2 separate regions of the Mus musculus genome follow, and region 1 is linked to region 2. A link is a loop called in an ENCODE intact Hi-C map of the cell type or tissue named here. Cell type or tissue: heart. All regions are shown on one strand. Each heading gives the region's core, and the rest is flanking DNA. Links, peaks and the distances in the headings are about the cores only. Region 1 overlaps Scaf4 (SR-related CTD-associated factor 4). Region 2 holds the start of Gm35714 (a long non-coding RNA gene).

Region 1 (12,540 bases), core at 2,501-10,500, 78 kb before region 2:
CGCACCGCCCTCTCGGGGTACTTAATCCTCAGCTCCCTTCCTCAGGGACATTTACATGTGAAAACCTCCCCAAACCGGGAACAAAGCTGCCTGCCGCCTTAAAGCTCTCTAGTTGTATCTCTGATCGTTCCATGTGCTGCTTAGGGGCATAAAGTCCATACTATCTTATTTATCTGAATGGATGTGGGAGGAGGAGACGACCACTGATGCTTTAAAACGCAGTTACAGAGTGGAAACTATTGTGAATTAAGTTGGGGTATGTTTCCCGTTTCAAATACCACTGAAGGAATCTGATGTCATAGTTTGACACGTGTTGATGTGGTGTCAGAACTTGCTCCATCTCACAATGAGATTTCTGTGGCTCAGTTCGCAATAGTATTAGGTTGTTACTTCTCTTTCTATTCGTAGCGCTGCAGAAGGGGACCCTCCAATTAGTCCTGCAGTTGAGAATATTTATTGCTGTCCAAATTACCCCCTTAAAATACTTTTCCTCAGCTGAGGAGTCCATGTCTTTCCAGACAGCCGTAGTTGGCACTTGGTGATGGGAAGTGAGATGAAAGAGTTGACTAGAGGCTGGGCAGTGGTGGCGCACGCCTTAATCCGGGCACTTGGGAGGCAGAGGCAGGCGGATTTCTGAGTTGGAGGCCAACCTGGTCTACAAAGTGAGTTCCAGGACAGCCAGGGCTGCACAGAGAAACCCTGTGTCGAAAAAACAAAACAGAACAAAAAAAAAAAAACAACAATAACAAAAAAGAGTTGACTAGAGATGATTTTCAAAGCAGTAAAATAATGTGGGATCCCAGAAGTCAGTGATAATTCACTAACTACTCAAGTTGTACGTTGACTTGCACTCTTAGCAGGTGCTCATAGCAGGTGCCTGGCAAATGGTTCTTGAATAGAGGTGAATTTACACAAATGCCAGTCTTAAGATTTCAGACACACCTCTTGAGGTGAAAGCTAACCTGAAGGTCTAATGAACAAGAATTTTTCGTGTGTTTTTAAAGACCAGAAACATTCACTCCTTATTTAAGGTATTGTGGAAGGTATCTAATGTTAATCGTTCCACTGAATTAGGATTTTTAGACTACTAAGGAAGTGGTCAACAGATTAAAGACTTAAGGCCATCGAACCTTTTAAGGATAATAAAATTTGAAGCTTCTGGTTGAATGGATGAGGAAAAATAGCCTAAAACTGCAGTCCATTTGATTGCTTTGAAATATGAAACTTGTGTGTGGCTCTTTAAGAAGGGGAAATAGCATTTTGACCTTTAAATGGCATACTGAGCTTTTCTCGTAGATTTCCCTTTCATCCTAGTCTATGAACTTGAAGTTACACTTGTTAGGTGAATGCTGCCATTGCCAACTCTCTGCTAAGTTGCAAACTAAAACCTAAGGACTTGTGCTCATTCTTTTTCTCTCTCCCCCATTCAGAAAAACCTCACTGAGGAGGTCAGGTGCTTGTCAGTAACCCTGAATCTCCTAAGTCTGCTGGTGGCTTAAAAATGTTGAGTGTCCTTGTGTGTGTTTTTTTTTTGGTTTGGTTTTGTTTTGTTTTCGAGACAGGGTTTCTCTATGTAGCCCTGGCTGTCCTGGAACTCACTCTGTAGATCGGGCTGGCCTCTCAGAAATCTGCCTGCCTCTGCCTCCCAAGTGCTGAGATTAAAGGCGTGCGCCACCACGCCCAGCATTGGAAGACTCTCTGTCACTCAGGGAGCACGTCTAATAGGAAAAGAAGAGTTTTTCCTCTGTGTGTTGTGCGGTGTCCATGAGGTGTCAGTGGAAACTCAGAAGAAAAGGTTCCGTTTTAGGATTTCAGAGGCGGTGGTTTGAAGGGGCAGCAGGGCTGAGGACTGGGTAGCAGTTTGATTCTTGGAACCAGTGGATGGTAGTGTGTGGTGTGATGCTTCCCATCTAAAGGACTTGATGTCATTTCTGGCTGTGGTAAACATGGACGGTTTTAAGTAGTAAGATGGCAAGATTGTGTTCTGTTTGTATTGCTGTCATGTGGGAGAGGCATGAACGGATGTGAGCCAAAGTAATTCAGGGACCTTGGTGCCCGGCAGTTCCATAAATGGCTTTTGCCACTGTATTCTAGATGCCGAGATGGTGATGGTGCCATCAGTGTAAGCCAGTCTTCAAAATTAAGCTTGGTGGAGAAGAACGTGTGTTTGGTTGTGAAATAGGTTAAGTAGCTGTTGTGTGGAACGGTCACATGGATGTTTTTGGCAAGCCATAGGGAATGTAGTATTTAAAGTTGGAAGTAGCCAAAACAGGGACAGAGTCACTCTCAGATGGGTGCTGGTGCAAATTCCAGAGTGCAGGGGAGAGAGAGAGAGAGTATGCTTTGGCTTGCTTGTTGGGCACTTTATGTCTGCTTTAACAGGCATGTATTCCTGCAGCCTTGCACAGACATCCAGTTACATAGAGAGAGGCAGATTTTCAGAGAAGTTAAATAAAAATTCACTGAAGAAAGGGCCCATTTCTAAATATTGGCAGAGCCAAGGTTTGAATGTAAACGTCTTCTTAATTGATATGCTTTGTAGAGTACCAAGGGACTGGGCAACAGACTTATGGCCACTGAGCCTTTAAGGGTAATAGAATTTGAAGTTTGGGGTTGAATGCATAAGGAAGTAAGAGGTCAAGTGCACTCTTTGGTTGTTTGGTTTTGAGTAGTTAGAGTAGTTAGAGGATGGGTGATGGGAAGCACTGCTGAACAGCAGGCCATGTGTTTATGTGTGTTACACTATAAGGTTTAGTCTTGGTAGGAGGTGGGACTATCAGATGCGATTGGGCTGTTGGGGTGGTATGGCATGAACCCTAGTCTCTATGAGGTAGGAAGAGGCTTTGGGGCTGGAGGCATTGCCCTGGTTAAGAGTGCTGACTGCTCTTGCTGGAGACCTGGCCGCTCACACACCAGTCTGTAACTCCAGTTCCAGGCAATCTGATGCCCTCTTCTTGTGCACAGACATACATTCAGACAGAACATCCATATACATGAAATAAACTTGAAAGGAGAGAATTAAGCAGATTCAGGGAAGGAATGTGAAGAGGTGAGTTGAAAGCAGCAGGAGAAGGTTGGGAATGGTAAAAGGAAGGCAGATTGGGAATGATGTCACTGAAGTCTGCTTGGTACAGAAGAAGAAAGGCACTCATTAACTTGCTATTTGGGTGTACTATTCTCTCAAAGACACTGATAAATAAGTCTTGATGGACTAAGGCAGGTCCATGTTGGCCAATACTTTGTACTCTTCCTTGTGGTTTTCCTCAGTGTGAAAGTTTAAAATTTCGCTGAAGTTTATGGAATGAGTAAAAATTACAGAATTTTTTAGCTGGGTGGTGGGTGCCTTCAATCCCAGCACTTGGAAGGTAGAAAGTTACAGATTTTTAACCCCTATAATTATATTTTTAGGCTTTCAAAGAATATAGCCTACCCCTCCCATATATCTCTAATTTTAAAATCTTGAATGTATAAAAATACTGTAAATTTTTTTTAATGAAAATGAGTTTGTTTATTTTTTTTTAATTTAAAAATAGCTCTTTTTGTTTTTGTCCTCTCCTAAGCTGTTGCTTCCAACAGACAATCAGATGGTGAATTGAGGCCTGTGACCAATGAAGTCAGAGTCTGTGTTTGTACATATGTTGCTTTTTGTGCACATTAAATGTGCTTAAATTCTTCAAAGAATCCATTTTTGCTGATAAACTGCAATGAACTTTGTCAAATGTATTCCTGTGCACATCCCTCTGAGCTGACAGTTGTACTCACATTGCACTTTGACTCCTTTAGATTCTCAATGTTAAAGGCAATAGCAAACTGTATTTTTATATGTATTAGAAGTATAAACTCAAAGTATGGGGGGGGGGGAGTTCCATCAGTAACAGCCCCTGGCAAGCACTGTTGCACTATTGTGCTTGTGAGAAAATGAAAAAGGAGAGGAAGCATCTAGAGTCTTGACATGACTACGGCACCAACGAGCTTTCTGAGGTGTTAGCACTGAGGTGTGGCATACAGTGCTGCTTTGCAGGGAGGGGAGAAATAGAAGTAGTCTTAAGACCCAGCTATCTTAAAGTCAGACAGATTAAGCTGTGAGGACTTGGTTATGAGCTGATGCTCTGCGGCCGGCCGCTCTTGACTCAGCACTTACCCTGAAAGGAGAAGTCTGTCAGCTGGGAGCTTGCTGTCCCTGCTTACACTGTAAGTGCCTTGATGTTTCACCTCTTGGTTACTAGGGACGATTGTTCAATGGAACTTAGATCTCTGTTGAGACTATTCCTGTTTTTTAACCTGCAATGTTAATACTTTTTAAATCAATCTTTATTGAGAGATCTGAGTGGGAAAAGGTTTCAGAATGCTCTTATTTTGTAAAAGGGACATACTAATCTGTTAGCAGCTTTCTACAGGATTTGCCTTGTTATTCCAGGAGAGTTTGGATTCTGTTAGTTACCGTTTTCTTCTATTCCCAAGTCTGTCTCTGTCAGTGTTCGAAGTCTATTTACACAGTAATAATGGAAGGAAATTTGGCTCTTCAGAACATTCCAACAGCACTTATCCCTAATGTTGATAAAAATGTGTTCCTCTTTAACATTTTTGTCAAGTATTTAGCTCCAGAAAAAATTACCTATATAATAATAAATTGATTTAAAGATAAATATGAGTAATAGAAAGATTTAGTTTTTACATATGGTTAAACAGAATTGGAGATAATCTAATACCTTTTTTTTTTTTTTAAAGAAAGATGACAAAATGATGGTTTTCTTTGTTTAAAGCCAGAAATAAGTTGTAGGTTTTTGGCCATGGGCTAGAAGAAGACACAGTTTAAGTATTTTCGAGTTACTTTGTATGGATGTCTGTACACATTGAAATCACATTTTAAATTACCTTGATAACACAGTATTATATCCCCTGACCATGACTGTTAGAGTCAGCAGTTGTGTGGCTTGTTGGTTACATTCCTTACTTTATAGTTAGAGTGTTTTGTTTGTTTTTTATTGTTGTTGTTGTTGTTTTTTTCCCGAGACAGGGTTTCTCTGTGTAGCCCTGGCTGTCCTGGAACTCACTCTGTAGACCAGGCTGGCCTCAAACCCCGAGTGCTCAAAATCCGCCTGCCTCTGCCTCCCGAGTGCTGGGATCAAAGGCATGTGCCACCACGCCCAGCATAGGTAGAGCTCTTTACTGATGTATATGAACTGACACCTTACCAGGTAGCTGGGTTAGAGTAATCTGAAAACCAGGGGAAACTCTGGGAAGCAGTTAAGAATTAGAAACTAGGTTTTTTGTTGTTGTTTTGGGTTTTTTGTTTTTGTTTTTCCACTTGTTATGTTTTATCAGAGGCGAGTGGACAATAGACCCACTAAAAATGGGCAGCCATGCAGTTAGCTCTCCAAAGTTCTCATTTGTTTGGATAATTGGAGTGCCATAGTATAAGCCCATGTGATTAGTAGTCTGCACTGGAACAGACTCTAGATGGGCAGAAGAGTTGACAGTGCAGGGTTTTCTTCACAGACACTTATTTTCACAAACATAATCAGTAATTAGGTTTAAAAAAGGGCCAAAATGCGGGTGTGGTGGTGCACGCCTTTAATCCCAGCACTCGGGAGGCAGAGGCAGGTGGATTTCTTAGTTCGAGGCCAGCCTGGTCTACAAAGTGAGTTGCAGGACAGCCAGGGCTACACAGAGAAACCCTGTCTCGAAAAAACCAAAAAAAAAAAAAAAAAGAAAAAAAGCCAAAAAAGAAATTTGAACTGTATACACATGCATAGAATCATACCAGTTGCAAGTACGTATCACAGCAGAAAAGTGTAGTTAGTTAGTACCTAATAAAACTTCTTTTAAAAGGTTTATTTTATTTATTTATTTTATGTATATGAGTACACTGTTCCTCTCTTCAGACACACCGGAAGAGGGTATCAAATCCCATTACAGATGGCTGTGAGCCACCATGTGGTTGCTGAGAATTGCACTCAGGACCTCTGGAAGAGCAATCAGTGCTCTTAACCTCTGAGCCAATTCGTCGGCCTGTAAATTGTTTTGTCAGTGGCTACTAAACTTAACCTTCACAATTTTGTTCAGTAGACAGTTAAATGACTAGATACCCTTAACTGAAGAAAAAATAATCTTTTAATTACAAAGTTGTACATGAGGCAGCATGTTTATAGGCAGGAAGTCCCTGGGAGTCTGGTAGGAACATAAAAAGCCTGGTTGACAATAAGACTGAGAACTCCTAATACCGGCTATGTGTGCAGCATTGATTTTAGTGTCAGTTATCATCTTAATCAAAAACTACCCTACGGAGAGAGGCAAGTGAAAGTACTCGCTGAGAGTCTCACCACCTGAGTTCAGTCCCTGGAACCTTAGCAAAGGTGAAAGGAGTGAAACCACCCCGTCAAGTTGTCATCTGGCCTCCACATACGCTCCCACACACCACAGACTTCTGTCTTAATTCAGTCATGCTTTTTACCTCAAAAAACAGTGTCTGATTTTTTACCTGTTTATACCACTGTAAACTTCTGTATGAATTCCCATTTCCCATTTGTCATTTAGTAATGACATTCTGCATAATTTTTGTTCATGAGGCTTCAGTTTTAAAGCTCCATATTCACTGTATGTTTGACACTTATTCTAGCTCTTTGCAAGTATATTAGAAACATAATCTCAGCAAGGAGAAGGCATTGATATAACCAGCATAGTTGAGTATATTGCTCAAACACAGGAATATACTCAGGTATATCACAAGACTGGAGACACTGGACCCAAAGAAATCTCAGTTTCATAATTTTTTACAGTGACTATTTGGAACTGACAACTTGAGGTGGGGAAATGGGTATTTCCTGATGAACTTATGCTCAGTGGATTTGCGCTCTAGGTTATATGTAGGCTTGCCAGTGGAATGTTGGTTAATCCCAGCAGGAGCCACTGTACTCCTTTAGGACTTAAGAGTCTAGACTAACAAGATACTAGGATGGTGGGATATTTTATTCCTGATGGTATTTAAATTACAAATACTTAATGGTAAGTAAAGAATAAACAGAGCATGTGTTGTGTTTAGACCGGATCTTATTTATCCTATTCCCTAGGCCACTAGTCTACTGGTGGAGTTGCCTCTCTCTATAAGCTATTGTGTTAAAGCAGTTGACCAACTTTGTAGTATATAATCTACCTCTGAAAGATCTCCAGTGTTTTTGTGTACTTAATAATGAGATTTCTATTTTGTCCTCTCCCTGTTCTTGGTTAGCACTAACTTTTAACTGAAGCAATAAAACCCTACCTACATAGGGTATAACTACATTATTATTATAATGTATCTAAGTTTTTATAGGTTTTATTTTATTTGTAGGAGCATTTTGCCTGTGCATCAGGTGCACACTGCCAGCAGAGGCCAGAAGGGGAGATTTCTGAGAATTGCAGTTATGGGTGGTTGTAAAGCCACCATGTGGGTACAGGGAACTGAACCTGTTGTTCTGCAAGAGCAGCAGGTGCTCCATTGCGCCTTGTAACTCCTTAGGTAACATGGTATCCCTTACAAATAAACGCCTAGAGTGAGGATGTGGCTCATTTCGGTAGTGTTTGTTGTGTCAGCATAAGGTCGATTGTGGATCCCAGCATCCACTTAAAAGTCTGGGCTTGGGGATCCCTGGGCACTGAACGGGTGAGCGCCACAAGTTTCTCTGTATAGCACTTGAAGTCCTGCCAACTTCCTTTGTAGGTCAGGCTGGCCTCCTACTCAAACAGATCTGCCTGCTTCTGCCTCCCAAGTGCTGGGATTAAAGGCTTTGTGCAGGTGCCACCACACATTTTTTTAAAATGTGTATGTATCATCTAATTCCTAAGATTTGACAAACAATAATAGTTAAGTCCACCAAAGAAAGGATAGCTAAACCATGGTGATTGTCACATGCAAGTCTTTCTCTTTCTTGGGAACAGGATCTTTCTTTGTAATTCAGATGAGCAGGTAACACTGTAGCCCAGACTACTTCTGAGTGTGCAGCAGTCAGTGCCTGGCTCTGTTGTGATAGGATAACAGGTATGTGCCATTATGGTGGCTGTCCAAATTTATATAAAGGCCCTTCATTGTTGTCCAGTATTCTAAAAACCAGTGAATTGTACAGTTTTAGAGTATAGTTTCATTATATTTAAAAAAAAAAACTTTTTAAAACTCAAATGTTACATTATGACAAACCATTTTACTATTTCTTGCTCAATTTGGTTGTTAGATTGAAAACAAAATCTGTTAGCCAACCACATGGCTTTGTAAATTATTGTGTTGAGTGGGGCAGTGGTGGCAAAACACATGTGGCAGGTAGAGGGAGAGGAAGGAGGAATTCTTGTTTTTGAAGCCAAACTTGGTCTATAGAGCGAACGACAACCAAGACTGCAGAGAAACCTTGTCTTGAAAAACTTAAAGAAAAAAATTATTTTGTTGATTTCTAAATTTTATTCAGAAGGTATATTTGTGGGTTTTTTTTTTTTTTCCTTCCAAGATAGGGTTTCTCTGTATAGCTCTGGCTGTCCTGAAACTCACTCTGTAGACCAGGCTGGCCTTGAACTCAGAAATCCGCCTGCCTCTGCCTCCCAAGTGCTGGGATTAAAGGCATACGCCACCACTGCCCGGCTGGTATATTTGTTTTTGATGTGATATTTTTAAGAAGTTAGCTAGAAGAGACAGGAAAAGCCAAGAGAGGGTAGAAATTCTGTGTTTGCTCATTGATAACAACCAGGTGCTATAGCTAATATTATGTATCTGTCTAAATGCTAAAACTTTTTCTAATTATTTTCCAATAAAATGATTTAACATTTTTGAAACAAGCTCTTTTGTTCTTTGTTGATGTCTAGGAGGAAATACTGAAAAAGATTCTTCATAGGTGATTTCAATGAGATACTAATGTTCAAGTTCACTAGTGAAGCATAATAATAATTAATAATAATAATTGTTCTTGAAACCTGGCTCTGTGTTAGTGAACTAGAGCAGTGGCAGAGACAAGCATGGACAGTCTAGAATATTGCTGTGTGTGTGGTGGGTGTGTGTACACACCACAGTGTGCTTGTGGAGGTCAGGATAACCATATGGAGTTAGTGCTACCTTTGCATGGGTCCTGGGGATTGAACTCCGGTGACAAGCACCTTTATCCACTTACCCATCCTGCCAGCACCAGCGTCTTTAGCATCACCTTCTGGTGCATTTCTTGAGCAAATGGAAGGGAGTTTGGATTGACTGCAGTTCTGTGAACCAGAGTGGAGGTAAGGATGGAAGACCTGGTGTTGGAAACAGGAGCTGAACAGCTACACAACAAAACAACAGACGGTGAGGGAAGTGTCACTTGAAATTGTAGGCAGAGTTCTCTAAAATGAAACATAAATTGGGATATGTTTTAGGGCAGATCATTAGAAACTACTTTGAAAATGCCTTCTATCAACAGTAAGTGTAACAAGTTTGGACTTAGTAAGAGGTTAGAGTAAAGCAAGTGAGCCTCGCTTGTGCTACTGTGCTGTTTTCATGGGGAACACATGCTGTTAAGATCACATGGTTTTATGGTTAATATCAACAAGTTTTACATTTACATGTGTTTATTTTGTAAAATGTTTCTCTAAATTCTGGAATTATAAAATTTGATACATTTATGGGGAAATGTGATAAATAGAAAATTAAGGGAAAAATTGATTTGAACTGTGTCTGGTTTGAAACGTGTAGAAATCTGAGGAGTAGGTTTTATAAAGAAGTAGGTGGGGAAATGTGCTACTTATATCAAACTAAAGACCTTGGGTTGGAGTGTAGAGAGCACTTGCACATAGAGACCCAAGGGTTGGTCCCCAGTACCAAAGGGGACAGAGAAAAGGGGCTGGAAAGAAGAATTCAAGACACTGTTCATGGGAGCAGTGAAGCAACACAGTACCTTTCCCCTGCTTGTTTTTAAAACAACTTTTTTGAAGTTTTTTTTTTTTTTTTTAAAGATTTATTTATTACATGTAAGTACACTGTAGCTGTCTTCAGACACACCAGAGGAGGGTGCCAGATCTCGTTACAGATGGTTGTGAGCCACCATGTGGTTGCTGGGATTTGAACTCTGGACCTTCGGAAGAGCAGTCGGGTGCTCTTACCCACTGAGCCATCTCACCAGCCCCCAACTTTTTTGAAGTTAAAGTGTTTTTCTGTTGATGGTAGGCCTGTCTACATATAAGCAACTGAAAAGTGTTGGTTAAACATTTAGGCTTCAAAGGATTTGGCACCCCTCAAAAAAGTAGAATTTATGTGGAAATAAGACATTTTTAAAAGGACCCTTCCTTTAATGCACAGATGTCATTTACAAATACACATACAACCATAGTTTTCCAGATATGCATTTTCTACTCAGCGTGCACTGCTAAGAATTTAAAGAGTAAAAGTTTTTAAATACTATTTTTGTAATTAAAAAATTTTATTAAAAAGGTGGATATATAGTATTATATATATTAGACATATAAATAATATATATCTAAGTTGAGTATGCCAGTACTACTAGGTTCTAAAATTTGCAAGCAGCATAGACTGCAACCAAATAGAACTTACTTCATGGACAAGTCATACCTGACATTGATGAGTAGCTGTCTTCAGACGCACCAGAAGAGGGCGTTAGATCCCATTGCAGATGGTTGTGAGCCGCCATGTGGGTGTGGGATTTGAACTTAGGACCTCTGGAAGAGCAGCCCGTGCTCTTAACCTTTTTTATTTATTTATTTATTTATTTATTTATTATATGCAAGTACACTGTAGTTGTCTTCAGACACCCAAGAAGAGGGCATCAGATCTCATTACTGATGGTTGTGAGCCACCATGTGGTTGCTGGGATTTGAACTCACCACCTTCAGAAGAGCAGTCGATGCTCTTAACCGCTGAGCCATCTCTCCAGCCCCCGCTCTTAACCTTTGAGTCATCTCTCCAGCCCAGTAAATAACACATTAAAGATCTAAAATGAAATGCTATGTCAGAAGGTCCTTTAAGTTACCCCTGCCCGTTTAAGTTACCCCTGACCTGTTTTAGTAATGGTTTTTGGAGTTATCTTTAGGCTATAATTAGCTGGACAAGCATTCCTCTGCCCTGTCCCCCCCATGACAGTTCTCTTTTGTTGAGAAATTTATGAATACTTTTATGTTATTCAACATCATAGTTGTGTTGGCTTTAGCTTTTGATTGGGTAAAAACTTGTGCATTGGATACATTGAGTCAAAAACCAAGAGTGGAGTGGAATGGAGTGCCTTTGAAACCTGCATCTTACTGAAGACTTTGATACCTGCCTGTCACTGCTAATATTTGTATGATTCTTTCAGAAGCATCCCCCCCTTTTGGAGGGGGGGTTTCAAGACAGGGTTTCTCTGTGTAGCCCTGGCTGTCCTGGAACTCACTCTGTAGTTCAGGCTGGCCTTGAGCTCAAAAATCAGCCTGCCTCTGCTTCCCAAGTGCTGGAATTAAAGGCGTGCGCCACCAATGCCTAGCTGTTGCTCTTATTTTGAGGCAAGGTTTCTCTGTAGGCCTGGCTGTCCTGGAACTCACTCTGTAGACCAGGCTGGCCTCGAACTCAGAAATCCGCCTGCCTCTGCCTCCCGAGTGCTGGGATTAAAGGCATGTGCCACCACACCCAGCCCGCTTTTTTTTTCTCTCTCTCTTTCTTTCTTGTTTTTTTTTTTTTGTTTTGTTTTGTTTTGTTCTTTTTTTTTTTTTTTTTTTTTTTTGTGCCACATGTGAATGTGGGGTCAGAGGACAGCTTTCAGGAATCAGTTCTCTCTTCTGTATGGATTTGAGAAGCCAGCTCAGTCTTGATGGCATGTGTCTTTGCTGTCTGTCCCACTGTCTAATCTTGGGTTTTTGTCTGTTTCCTTAAACTTTGCAGTTAAACAGGAATAATAAGACTTAAAGGAAAAATACTTTGTCATCTTAGAATTTATATAATATTAGCAAAGAAGAGAACAGTAGGCATACTTATAATCTATTGGGAAGTAAATTTGAGAAAAACAATTTTCAAGTTTAAGGAAAAGAAAGGTTGGGCTAAGTACCATTATAAAGAATGTTTAAGGTGCCGGAGAGATGGCTCCATGGCTAGGTGCTTGCTGTGGCAAGGCATCCTGGAAACCCAGCACTGGGAGAGCAGAGACAGGTCCTGGCTAGTCAGCCTGGCCATTTAATGCTCTTCAAACGCAGTGAGAGACCCTGTCTCCAACAAGGTAGAAGACATCTGACTTTGACCTCTGGTCTCATACACACATACACAAACATGCACCATACATTCCTTTCTTTAAAACATTAAGACTGGGAGTAGAAGGCAGCTCTGCAATAGAGTCACAGCACTCACAGTGGTGGTTCACAGATGTCCATAACTGGTTCTAGAGTGCACGTTACAGGCAGAATGACACTCATAAAATAGCTTAAAAACTAAGACCACTTCGTAATTTTCTAATTATTTTCATTTCATTGATAGCTTAATTTCAAGATTAGAGTAAGACATGTTCTAGAAGTCATAGAGTCTAAGATATCAGTGCACTTTTATCTCTTCTGGTTCTGTTTCTCTTCGGAATATCT
Region 2 (12,540 bases), core at 2,046-10,045:
GTTCTTGAGTGTTTTAACTAGATGAAGAGGGGATCAGAAATCACAGATAGGGGCGGTAGACGGAGACAGCCAACGTCTAACTGACCAGGGGATGGAAAGGATGGTTTCTGGAATAAGATGCTGACTTGGTGCGGGGACTTGACAAGAAACTGCTTGTTTGGGACAGAGGTTTTTGCTTTGCTTTGCTTTGCTTTGCTTTGCCAGAGAAGACAGGTGTTTCACACTGTACTGGTAACCATCCCAGTGTCTCCTTTTGGCTTACCAACCCCCCCCCCCATCCCTTCACATACCTGGCTTTTCCTTGACTCTCAGCCCATGAGTTATCTTCACACTCCTCAGGTTGTTTTCACAGGCACAGGTCAGACAGATGTCAGGATCCCATTTTAAAACTGGGGGTTTAAAATGACAGGCTCGTAAAAATAATCACCACCTAGAAATGGTAGTGACCAGGCCTGATTCAGGTTTCCCCTCTCTGAAAGCCTGTGTTCTTTGAAGTCCATGATGAGGTCCAATTCAGTCTAAAATAAACTCTAATCACTGGTCTTGGTTGGTTGGTTGGTTACTTGGTTGGTTAGTTGGTTCGTTTTTCAAGAAAGGGTTTCTCTGTGTAGCCCTGGCGATCCTAGAACTTCCTCTGTAGACCAGGTCGCCCTCAAACTTTCAGAGATCCACTTGCCTCTGCCTCTGCCTCCCTAATTGCTGGGATTAAAGGCGTGCACCACCACTGGCCTGCAGTTACTCTTATTTTGCATAGTGAGTCTGAGTAAATCATAAGACTCCTCCCCCCCCCCCCCCCATCTTGATTCAGCAAGAAGCCATGCTGCTGCCGCTATGAGGTCTGTGTTCTCATACTAACCAAGATAATGTTTCTTTCCATGCCACCTGGCTGGCATTCTCTTTCCCTCTCCAGTTTCTTCCATGGTTAATCTTTGCCGGATTATATAGCATAGGGTTCCCCCCCACCTTAAATTACTCCAATCGTGAGTGTGATCTTTTTAAACTCTTGACAATTACCATGATCCTGACTTTTCATGGACCAGAGTGATTGGCAGCTTTGCCTTTTTGGGGAATTTCCTGTTTTTATTTTTATCTTTATTTTTATTCTTATTTTGGAGTACAGACTCCGAATATGAGAGCGAGCTACAGTTCAGCTGTAGTGTAGGAGACAAGTCTGACCAGTCTGGCAAGGTGAGAAAGTGGTTCTTAGTGAGCTGGTTGGGGAATGAGCCTAGAGTACCTTCTTGTTTATTTCTGAAAGTGAGAACCTTCTAGAAATGTTCTTTTAAAGAGTGGAACATATTTTAAGTGTGCCAGGAGTCTTAACTCTAACAACTCTTTGAGGGGAAACTTTTTTTGTGTTATAATTCTCTGTGTGCATGTTTTAGAATGAAAATGAAAATCCCGAGGTTAACCAGGAGCTCAAGAGATTAACCAGGAGCCTACTTCTCCACTGCTGATGAGTTTCCATTTCAGGTTTTTTTGTTGTTGTTGTTGGGTTTTTTGTTTTTTTGTGTTTTGTTTTTTTAGTTTTTTGGTTTTTTGGTTTTTTGGTTTTGTTTTGTTTCATTCTCTCTCTCTCTCTCTCAGATGATAAATAACTTGATGTTTGAGTTTCCTAGTTGTGTCCTGAGAAATGAGCATGCATTGCGCAGGCGAGATGGCTCAGTAGCTACAGGCACTTGCCACTAAGCCTAAAGACCTGAGTTTATCCTGGAGCCCTGCGGGAGAAGTGAACTGACGCCCACAAGCTTTTCTCTCCACCCAAGCATCAAGTGCTCTCTCTCTCTCTCTCTCTCTCTCTCACGCACACACACACACACAAAGAGAGAAAGAGATCTGTGTGTATATTCTTCTGCACTGTGCATATTTTCTTTCAATAAAATGCAAACTGCTAAAAGTACATACAGTGCTGGCTAGGTTCCTTCTAACTGTCCTTGGGAATGTCGGTGTGTGTTTCCCATCCTCCCCCTCTTAAGCCCCGCCTGAGAGCTGGGGAGAATGTGGGCTTCAGTTTTCATTTCCTCGTCTTTGATTATTCACTTGCTGGTGAGCCATTGCAGGGCATCAGCTATGTGAGGCGGGCGTTTCCGACGGAGCTCATGCTAACGTGTTTGCTGATGGTGGGTAAGGTGTTTTCTATTCCTAGTTGGGTTGCTGTCTGTTCTGTTTAACCCGTGTCAGCTATTTCAGGTGCTTACCTCGTGTGTCACTCACTACGCCTCGTTGTCCTCTCACGTGGATGGAATCTGACCCTCACATAAGCTTGCAGAGACAGATTATGTGAAATGCCATCCGTATAGAGAAGGGGTGTTAGGTCCACAGCATGGAAAACTCTGACGCAGCTGAGCTTCGAGTCTGGGAAGCGCTCGATGCTTGTGTCTGCGACTAGCATAGCACTAGAGTCACACAGGGAAGTGTGAACAGTGACGCTGGACATAAGGTGTGCTGGAAGTATGTCAGAAACGGACGTTATTTAAATCTCGAGGAGACAAAAAATCTCTTACCCTGATTCGTTCTGTTTATTGTTGGTTGGTTGATTGGCTGGCGGGTACCATGCAGAAAGAGCTGTGGTGGGCAAGCAAGCTCCCTGGAAACAGCCCACTGCCTTACTCTGCTGCAGAGTTCGGGTGAGGCAAGGCCAGACTTCATCCAAAGACTTCATCCCAGGATTGCTTCTTGCTGCTGATGTTTGCATTGCCATACTCCTCATTTGTTTGGCTTGGTGTGAGTGGACACCAGGAGACCCTCACTGCCTATAACCTGGTGCGATTACTTCCTTGGAACTCACTGTGTAATGAGGCTGGCTTCAAACTCACAGAAATCTGCCTGTCTCTGTCTGTCTCCTTGTCCTGCTTCTAAATAAGAAGACTTCTTTTAAATTGGCAAGCTGATAACACATCCAGTAGACTGCCTGGTCATCCTGCCTTTCTCTTCTCAACACAAACTTCACGTTTAGTTAAGGATTCTGAGGGAAGTTGAGAGAGAGAGAGAGAGAGAGAGAGAGAGAGAGAGAACCCTCAGGACATAAATACAAAAGTAAAGAGAAGAAAACCCATACAGAAGAACTATGAAAATAAGAGAAAACCGTTAATAAAAGTGCAAACAGCAAAGCCTTCCCTATTTGTGATTATTTTAAATGTAAAGGTTTAAATTCATCTATCAGAAGGCATATAATCACTGAATGGATTTAAAAATAAAAGGTGAAATTATATGTTTTCTATAAGAATTGCTGTGGATTTAAGGCCACAAGGAAGCTAAAGGGACAGGAGAAGATACCCCCCCGAGAGAGCAAGGGTGGCTGGCTATCCTTATATCAACAAAATAGAGCTGGGGTCAGACTCACAAGGGGCAGAGGTGTGACTTAATGATAAAGATGTCAGTATCCTGGAAAGACGCAACACTTGAAAATCTATGTGCTCCCCGCCGCAGAACACCAGAATGGCAAAGGAGGGCAGAACAGTTGTAACTAATACGGCGATTGGATTAATAGGATTGGTTATCAGAGCCAGATCATGTCATTGCTAGATGCTCCCAAATATTTAAAAAAAAAATCTACTGCTAATCTTTCGTAATCTCTTCCAGAAGAAACATGAAGAAAAAAACCTTTCAGATTCATTTCATGGGACCAATATTACCCAGAACCAAAGACAGACAAAGATATTTGAAGAAAAAAAAAAAACAAACTATAGACCAGTATCCATAAAGAATATGCTGTCAACTTAAAAAAAAAAAGTTCTTTACAAACAGTCCCAACTCAGCTACAACTAACTGCACATAAAGGGTCACACACCATAATTATTAGGGGCCTCAGCATATGGAAATTATAATAAAGGACAAAAATAACACAATCATAGCAATACATTCAGGAAAAGCATTTGACAAAACCACTTTCCAAACGAAAGAAACTTTCAAGAGGTTATGAACAGTAGGGAAGTCCCCAGTCCGTACAGCCAGCTCAGTGGTGAACATCAGAAGACTTTAAACCAGATGAGGAATCGGGTAGGGACCATCTGGAACTGTCCCTGTTCTAGCCAGCCGACACTGTACTGGAAGCTGTTTATTTCTTTATTTAAGACAAGGTCACACTATATTGCCCAGGCTGGCCTTGAACTTGGATATTCCTGCCTCACCTGAGTGCTAGGGTTACAGACCTGGGCCACCATGGAAACTAGAATGTTGAATTGCTGTCCACACTTCCCTGTTCACGGCAGGGCGCTCACAACAACCGAGACATTAGCCTCTCAGAAGACAAGGAGACGAAGGCCGTGGGATGGGTACATACAGTGGAGTGCCACTCAACCTTCTAAAAGAATTCAGGACCACCAAGGTGGCTCAGAGGGTAAAGGTACGTGCTTCAGGGCCTGACAAGCTGAGTCCACCCCTAGACCCCACAAGGTAGCAAGCACACGCACAGGTATGTTCTTAAAAAGTCAAAACTCTACAATATAAAACAACATAGATGAACCTTGTGAGCGCTGTGCCAAGTGAACCAGGTCTGTCACAGGAGCCCTGTGATTCCATTTCCAAGTCTACCTGAAGAAGGCAGATTTACTGAATCGGAGGTGCAAGGAGCTTTTTCCTCGTCTAGGAATGGTATCTAGAGGCACAAGATGTAGTCCAGCGTTCTCAGAACAATGGGTTTTCCTACAACACAACCCCCCAACAAAGCAAAGCTGTTCAAACCCTGCTTAGAACATGTGTAGAATTGGTGTCCTTAAGCTGTCTGTGGTGGTGCTTGCGTGCAATCCCAGCACCCTGGAGACAGAGGCACAAGCCTGGGGTGTATAATAAAATCTGTTCCCCAAGAAACAAGGGAGAGCCGTGCTTACCTCCCTACCAGGTTAACTCTGAACGTGTATCACTCTTTTAAGTTATTAGTGGCTTGTGTTTAGGTTCAATGTGTTTAAATACTGCTTTGGCCCCTAATTTAGAGATGTCATCAATGCTTCTCACACATACATATATCATACATACACACACACACACACACACACACACACACACACACACAAAGTCACCCAAAGCTCTGACAGTGACCTTGGCTGTCACTCAGAGTGTGCTGGCTGGCAGAGAGGGGACTCACCTCCAGCAAGCACCAGTGGTGGTCGCGCTGGGCTAGGGCACACTATGAGTAGGGGGAATGAACTGAGAGGCACGTGGTTTCCCTCTGCATGACCACGGCAGTGAATCTCAGCTCTCCAGCGGAGTTAGCTTCCCTGAGTGGTTATGTAACCTGTTACACAACAGTCGCTACAATGTACAACTGCCTCTTGCCGCAAGAGATGGTTAGAAGACTGCGCCCCAGGTCCTGCAAGTTTCCATCCTCCATTCTGAAACCTGAGGCCACCACGGCTTTGTTCTGTACAGAGGAGAACTTGTAGTTTATGCAGCAGTCCCCTTGTGTCAGGAGTCTTTGCGCCTGGCTCTGCACACATCATTGCATTTGACCCTCAGTCTCCCCTGAAAGGCTGTGCGTGCGTGTATGCGTGTGTGCGTGTGCAGACACGAGCGTGTACAGAGGCATATGTATCAAGGAGCACATGTGGAGGGCAGAAGAAAGCTTTCAGGAGTCACTTCCCCATTTCACAATTGATTTCAGGGATCAGACTGAGGAATTAGTCTCAAGTGGCAAATGCTTTTCTCTGTGTCTACCCAGTGGTGGAGGAGAAAGATTCCCATCACCACTTCCAGGGCTGGGGAGACTGAGGCTCCAACTCACGAAGTGTGTGCCTAAGGTCGGACACCTAGAACTCAGGCTCTGTCTGCTGAGGAGACTCGTGGAGCCTTTTTCAGGAGACTGAAAATGCTATTTTTAGGTCGTGATAACACTGTAGCTTCTTCCTCTTCCTCATATCTTCCCTCTTCTTTTTTTTTTTTTTTTCCTTTGGGTTTTTTTTTGGGGGGGTGAGAGATAATTTTGTAATTATATTTATGTACAGAGAACTTAGTGTGCGTTTAACCCAGTTTAGTGGCGAATTCTTTAGCCTTTGCCTTTTCCACTTGGCAATGCGAGCCACAGACTTAGAACCCAGGATGTTGCCTCCCCAGTGGCAGCAGATCTCATCCTATCTGTCATTGTAATTGGTCTTAATAGCTTCCACCATCTTAGCCAGAGCACCCTTGTCTTCCGAGTTAACCTGTGTGAAGGCAACAGTGGTGCGTGTCTTCCTGTGGACCAGATGCCCCAGCCTGGCCTTTCCCTTGATGATGCAGTAGGGCATCTGTCCAGGGCCTGGGGGAACTGGTTAATGGCAGGAGGTACTTTGAGTCGCTTATAGAGGATGGCTCTTTGCCGCTGCAGCCTGATGTAGCGGGGCCATTTGGTGAAGCGTGTTGGATCTCTTTTGGGCTGGATATCCTGTCTAAGTTCTTGGGCCTTTTCTCAAACAAAGGATTGACCACCTCTTCTGTTTCCTCACGATGGGGGGTGGGGATCACCTTCTTCCCCTTGGCCTTCTTCCCCTTGGGCATCTTGCTTGGCTGGAGGAGAGGGAGTTTGTTTGTTTGTTTGAATTGTTGTCTCATGTAGCCCAGGCTGGCCTCAAACTGTTGATCCTCCTACCTCCAGCTCCAAGGGCTAGAACTGCTGGTGTGTGCCGTCACGCTGGGCCTTTTCCTCTTGTGTATCGCATGGCAAACCACAGAGCTTGGTTACAGACACACAGATCATGACTAACGCAGCTCCAGTCACCTACCCCACACCCTAAGTCGAATGCTGCTCTGCCCTGTAAGTATCCTCCGCTCCACCCTCCACCGTACAGTCTGGGGCCTGGTTGAGGGCTGAGTCTCCCTTCTCAATCTTCTCCGTTCTCCCAACAGCACCACCCTCTGGTGACCAGGCTGCTAACACAGGCGTCTTTGGGAGGCGGTCCAGAGCCCAGCGATTTTCCCTGGAAGATTAGAGGCGAACTGAAATCTTAAAGGGGCAGAGGGTAGGCTCAGAACTAGGGAGAAGAGAAACGTGCCAGGTCCTCCTTGAGGTCAGTCCAGGTTGGGGCAAAAGCGCACCACTGCCAGTTCCTCCAACCCTCCACACGGCCCCAGCGTTTCCTCCGATCTCCGCCCCGCCCACCTCCGCCCCGCCCCCGCTCCTGCTCCTCCAGATGATAAGCCTTGGCTTCCTTCCTGTTGAACTTTGCCCTAGTGGTGGTGCGGTCCTTTCCCACTACCAATATAGCAAAGATAAGAAAGTGAGTACAGGGGTGAGCCCACACCGACTGCACAGGCTGCAAGCCGAGTGAGGTTCCCTCACTCTGAATGCAGCTTGACACCACAGTTGGGTTGGCTTTTCAGACTCCCCCCAACCCCCCCCCCCCCAACCCCGAACTTGCCCTAGGTGTCCTCTGTGCAATCAGTCAGGAACAGGACTGGAACCAGCAATCAATGGGCTCCAACCAGCACTTTGCTTCTACATGGACAGCACAGAGAAAAACTCCAGACGTGACTTCTCTGTCCTTGGAACTTACTGCATTTCTGTCTTCATAAAGTTCACCTATGTGTCCCCTGTGCCTTGTCTTCCCCTTCTGGGATGTTCACATTCTATTTCCCAGTCATGTTTTGTAGTCAAATTGGATTTCCCTTTCTGTGGGCACAGAAACTCACATAAATCCAATGTGATGGCCCGCAGGGCACACACTTACAACAGTGGGTTGCAGAGAGAGTAGATTGTGCAATAAAGAATTCTAAACCTTTGTCCTCAGCTCCTGGGAAACCATATCTCGACTCTTGGGATGACCTGTCTGATAAGAGTGCTGTTAGCTGTACGCCCTTGCGTAATGCCCTATAGTCTAATTTATGGTGAGAGATTTGGACAAGAAATATCAGCCTGACCCCGGAAGTGATTAAAAACTGAGGAGACCAACCGATGGGTCAGCTGCCATGTCCATAAGACTCAACTGTGGCACACTTCTGCCCTGTGCCCTGTCACACTCACTCACACTGTAGCACACTCCTGCCCTGTCACACTCACTCACACTGTGGCATACTCCTGCCCTGAGACTGTCACACTCACAGTCACACTGTGGCACACTCCTGCCCTGTACTCTGTCACACTCACAGTCACACTGTGGCACACTCCTGTCCTGAGACTGTCACACTCACAGTCACACTGTGGCACACTCCTGTCCTGAGACTGTCACACTCACAGTCATACTGTGGTACACTTCTACCCTGTGCTCTGTCACACTCACACTGTGGCACACTCCTGCCCTGCACTCTGTCACACTCACAGTCACACATTTTTTCCAAAAACATTCAATATCACCTAAGACTTCGCTGGTTAAGGACGCAGGGAAGCTTTGCATATGAAACTGTTTTTCCCTCCTTGGATGCTGTCAATCTTTGTCCTTTTGTTTTTTAAAAAAATCATAACTGTAAATATAATTGCTGCCATGTCGTGAACTACTGAATGTAGAAGTAGTAGTGAAACCCTGGCCCTTACTGTCATGAGACATGAGAGAGATCTTGGGAACCAGTGCCCAAAGTCTTTAGTCTTGGGCTAGGACTCTGAACATGTGACTCTAGTCTTGGATTTTCCACTTTCCAGGTAAGCCTTTTGCTCTCTCTGAATCTCCTCATTTCCTCCTTACTGGGAAGACATTATCTGTGTGCCTCCAGGAAGAGGTGCTGTGGGGACTGAGACAGAAGTGGCCAGCTCCATGCAGATGCCATGGTTCAGCACAAGTGTACTGCTTGCCCACTTATGTAGAGGCACATTTGATGACTGTGGCCATGAAGAGCCCATTCCTGTAAGCTGACTAACCACTTCTCTTGTCTGGGGGGAAGAAAAGGAATTGAATATTCCCTGAAGAATAATACTCAAAGCCCAAAAAAAGCCCCTTGTTGGAATTAAGGCCTCTGGGGGCATTTTCACGGTGAATGCCAGCTCTGCACATACGAGAAAACCCCCGAGGTTAGATCAGTTACACTGCACTTGTTGTCCAGCAGAACGGTAATGCCATTGTGTGCTTAGTCTTGAGAATACAAAACAATATGAGGTCTGTAGAGTAGACAAGGAATCCAGGAATCCGAAACGGTATGACAAAGCAGAACTCTCGCTTCAAGATACTTAGGAACTATGAAAATGATCAATAGATGATGGACAGGCAGACATCGGCCTGAAATAAGCTACTATATGTAATTTGTAACTCCAAAAATTCTTTAAACCGTGTCCATATGTAAAAATGTCTTTTGAATAAATTATAGCGTGTCTCACAGTGGAGTACCACATCGCTACAAAAAAAAAAAACGAATGAAGGGGTGGCAAGATGGTTCAGTGAGCTTGCTTTATAGCCCTGGAACTCACTATGTAGCCCAGGCTGGCCTCACAGTAATCCTCATGCCGCAGCCTTCCAAGTACCGGGACTAAGGGGTGAGCCAGCACCCTCTCTTCTCTTTATTCTCTCCTTTTCTGTATAAGGTATGTGTTAGGTTGCCTGTAGTTCTTTGTCTAGGGTTGGGGCTCCACGGGATCTCCCTGGTCCGTGTTAGCCTCTCTGTTGATGCCATCCTTGTTCGGGTCTTGTTTAGGCAGCTATGTTCATGGGTGTAGCTTTTCTGGTATTTTTAGGAGGTGAAATCTCACGGTAGACATCCTATGCCTCTGGCTCTTACAATCCTTCTTCCACTTCTCCCATATTCTTCCACAGTGTTCCCTGAGCCATAGTGCAGGAGCTGTGTTGTGTTGTCCTTGTGTTCTCTGTGTTGTCCTTGTGTTCTCTGTGTTGTCCTGTGTTCTCTGTGTTGTCCTTGTGTTCTCTGTGTTGTCCTGTGTTCTCTGTGTTGTCCTGTGTTCTCTATGTTGTCCCTGTGTTCTCTGTGTTGTCCTGTGTTCTCTGTGTTGCCCTTGTGTTCTCTGTGTTGTCTTTGTGTTCTCTGTGTTGTCCTTGTGTTCTCTGTGTTGTCCTTGTGTTCTCTGTGTTGTCCTTGTGTTCTCTGTGTTGCCCTTGTGTTCTCTGTGTTGTCTTTGTGTTCTCTGTGTTGTCCTTGTGTTCTCTGTGTTGTCCTTGTGTTCTCTGTGTTGTCCTTGTGTTCTCTGTGTTGCCCTTGTGTTCTCTGTGTTGTCTTTGTGTTCTCTGTGTTGTCCTTGTGTTCTCTGTGTTGTCTTTGTGTTCTCTGTGTTGTCCTTGTGTTCTCTGTGTTGTCCTTGTGTTCTCTGTGTTGTCTTTGTGTTCTCTGTGTTGTCCTTGTGTTCTCTGTGTTGTCCTTGTGTTCTCTGTGTTGTCCTTGTGTTCTCTGTGTTGTCCTTGTGTTCTCTGTGTTGTCTTTGTGTTCTCTGTGTTGTCCTTGAGTTCTCTCTGTGCTGTCCTGTGTTCTCTGTGTTGTCCCTGTGTTCTCTATGTTGTCCTTGTGTTCTTTGGGACTGAGCACCACATGACCACTTGTTCTCTACATTTTCATTGGATGTATTTTTCTGAAATGGTCTCTATCAGTTGCAAAGAGTTTCTATATTGAGGAGTGAAAGCTACACTTGTATGTATGTATGTATGTATGTATGTATGTATAAGAGTAAATATTTAGAGTATAGTTAGGGATTATGCTAGCTCAGTGAAGTGGGGCTTATAGATTCTCCTCCAAAATCATGACCTCACTAACCTCAGAAAGTTGCTAAGCTTTCAGTACTAGTTTTGTTGAGCAAACCTTAAGTTCAATTGGAGAGCTGTTGGTTACAACCAAGACATGAGCACTGCTACTGTGCCCTTAAGGTTCTCATGGCATGCTGGTCATTGTAGTTCATAAGAGGTGTGGCTGGGTAAGACTATTGGCTGCTTCCCTTGGAAGCCAAGTGGCATCTTCTGGTACCTACCATGCAAGAAAAGCATGGAAGGAAATTTCAGTGTCAGACCCAGCTCAGGTCCTCCATGTCCTGTGTCCAAATATGTGGTGTCTTTAACAAAAGTGGCTTACCTTCAACTTCTGGGAGGCAACTAGAGACAATAGCAATAGCCTGTGTGTTTTGGGAGCCTCTTAGATTTTCCTAACAACATGGAAGGGTAATTTTCTGATGTAGAATTTTTGTTAAGATAGTCTTATGGCTTTTTCAGGGAGCATTGCCAATTCAAGTGGAAATTTTTCATTTGAAATCTCTATATACAAATATTTATATTATTACATTTAATTTTAGGTGACTAGATAATATGATTTCTTATAACTTTTCAGACATTCTTGCTGTTGTTTGGGCTCCTCCATCCCTCTTCTTTTTTCTCTTTTCTTTTTTTAACTTCCTCCTCTCAGGATTACTCTCCATCCATTTTCTTCATTCCTCACTTCAAATTACTTCTGCTCTGATGTTCCTCTCTCGCGCTTCCCCCACCCCCTACAGTCTCTATTTAATTTCTTGGCTTCTGTGGTTACTTCCAAGTTATACAGTCACATCTGATTTGGAACTGGGACTCTCAGATGGGAGAGAACCTCAGATGTCTTTTTGGTTGTCTTGCCTTCTCGAGAAGTTTTGTCACCTCAATCACTTCCTCCAAAGACCTGGACATTTTTCTTTCTCAAAGACGACTAGATCCTTAGAGTTGGGAATGGAGTTTAGACATTAAAATGATGATTTGTATATCACCTGAACTCTGCTCCTCAAAGACATCAACCACCTGTCACTTACCTTGGATAGCAAAGGAACTCTGAATTGATCCACATTCCCTGAGACTTATGAATGTGCCCACTCATGATCTTACATTGATGAATGAGTGCATCATGGCTGTGAGTTTATCATTTCCATGTTCAATCCTTGAACTGGAAATATAATTGTACTTATTTCTTTTAAACATTTACAATTTCATGTGTATGAGAGTTTTGCCTGCATATACATCTGTGCACCACATACATTTCTTGTGTACACAGCAGTCAAAACAGGGTGTTTGGTCCCTTGGGACTGGAGTTATGGATGGTTGTAGGTGCTGAGAATTGAACCCAGGTCCTCTGCAAGAGCAACATGTATTCTTTCCCTCTGAGCCGACTCTCCAGCCCTAATTATACTTATTTTTTTAATATCTGGAAATGAATCTGGGCACTAAGATAACCAAGAAGAATAAGATAAAAGAAAAGAAGGCAGTGAATGGATGACCAACCAGGGTGGATGTCATGCAGTTACTTGTATCATCCCGCTACTGTAACACTGGTTCTTTTTCACTAATCGTGATGGATATAATGTTTTAGTATTACATCCTGAAAACAGTCATTCCATAAATCATGACTTAAAATAGCAGTGTTCATTGTTCCTTTGTCATAATTTACACAGTTCAATAACTTTAGAGTGGGGTGGCAGCCAGTTACCCCAGTCAATGATGGTCGTGACCCTTTTGCCAAATGTTGGCTGGAGTGAGCTACCATTAGCTGAAGGCTCCAGTGTGGCTGGAGAGCCTGTTTCTCAGGAGCCTCTTCGTAAGCTGGCCTGATGGAGCTGGCTGCCTTGGGGCTGCTGGTGTGCCCAGGTTCCTTAGCTGCTGGCCTTCCTTAGAGTGAGATCCAGGAAAGCAAGGCAGAAAAATCTGCCCTGTCTTTTATGACCACACCCCATCCCTTCCACAGGGTCCTAGT

Evidence for each region. Hi-C counts contacts between places; a loop is a spot of excess contacts. Peaks named below come from ENCODE experiments on the same cell type or tissue, not always from the same donor. Only the 100,000 strongest peaks of a DNase experiment are listed, where the experiment ranks them.
Region 1: it touches region 2 in a loop (2.2-fold over the local background); 6 of 42 quality-filtered maps call a loop at or near these places.

Annotation. Positions count from the first base shown.
Region 1 is chr16:90,270,827-90,283,366 of GRCm38, reverse strand. All of the region lies in intron 1 of Scaf4 (SR-related CTD-associated factor 4), which reads left to right. Among named protein-coding and RNA genes, the nearest start is that of Scaf4, 7.4 kb to the left of the region's middle. In heart, for the core only: no CTCF peak of the experiment used is centred there; no DNase peak of the experiment used is centred there; H3K4me3 peaks cover 400 bases.
Region 2 is chr16:90,192,077-90,204,616 of GRCm38, reverse strand. Gm35714 (a long non-coding RNA gene) reads left to right here and starts at 815. Exons shown (of 3, transcript XR_003951898.1): 1 at 815-2,124; 2 at 6,569-6,727; 3 at 6,820-7,304. In heart, for the core only: a CTCF peak has its summit at 6,842 (motif pointing left); a DNase peak (open chromatin) is centred at 6,976; H3K4me3 peaks cover 1,234 bases; H3K27ac peaks cover 3,261 bases.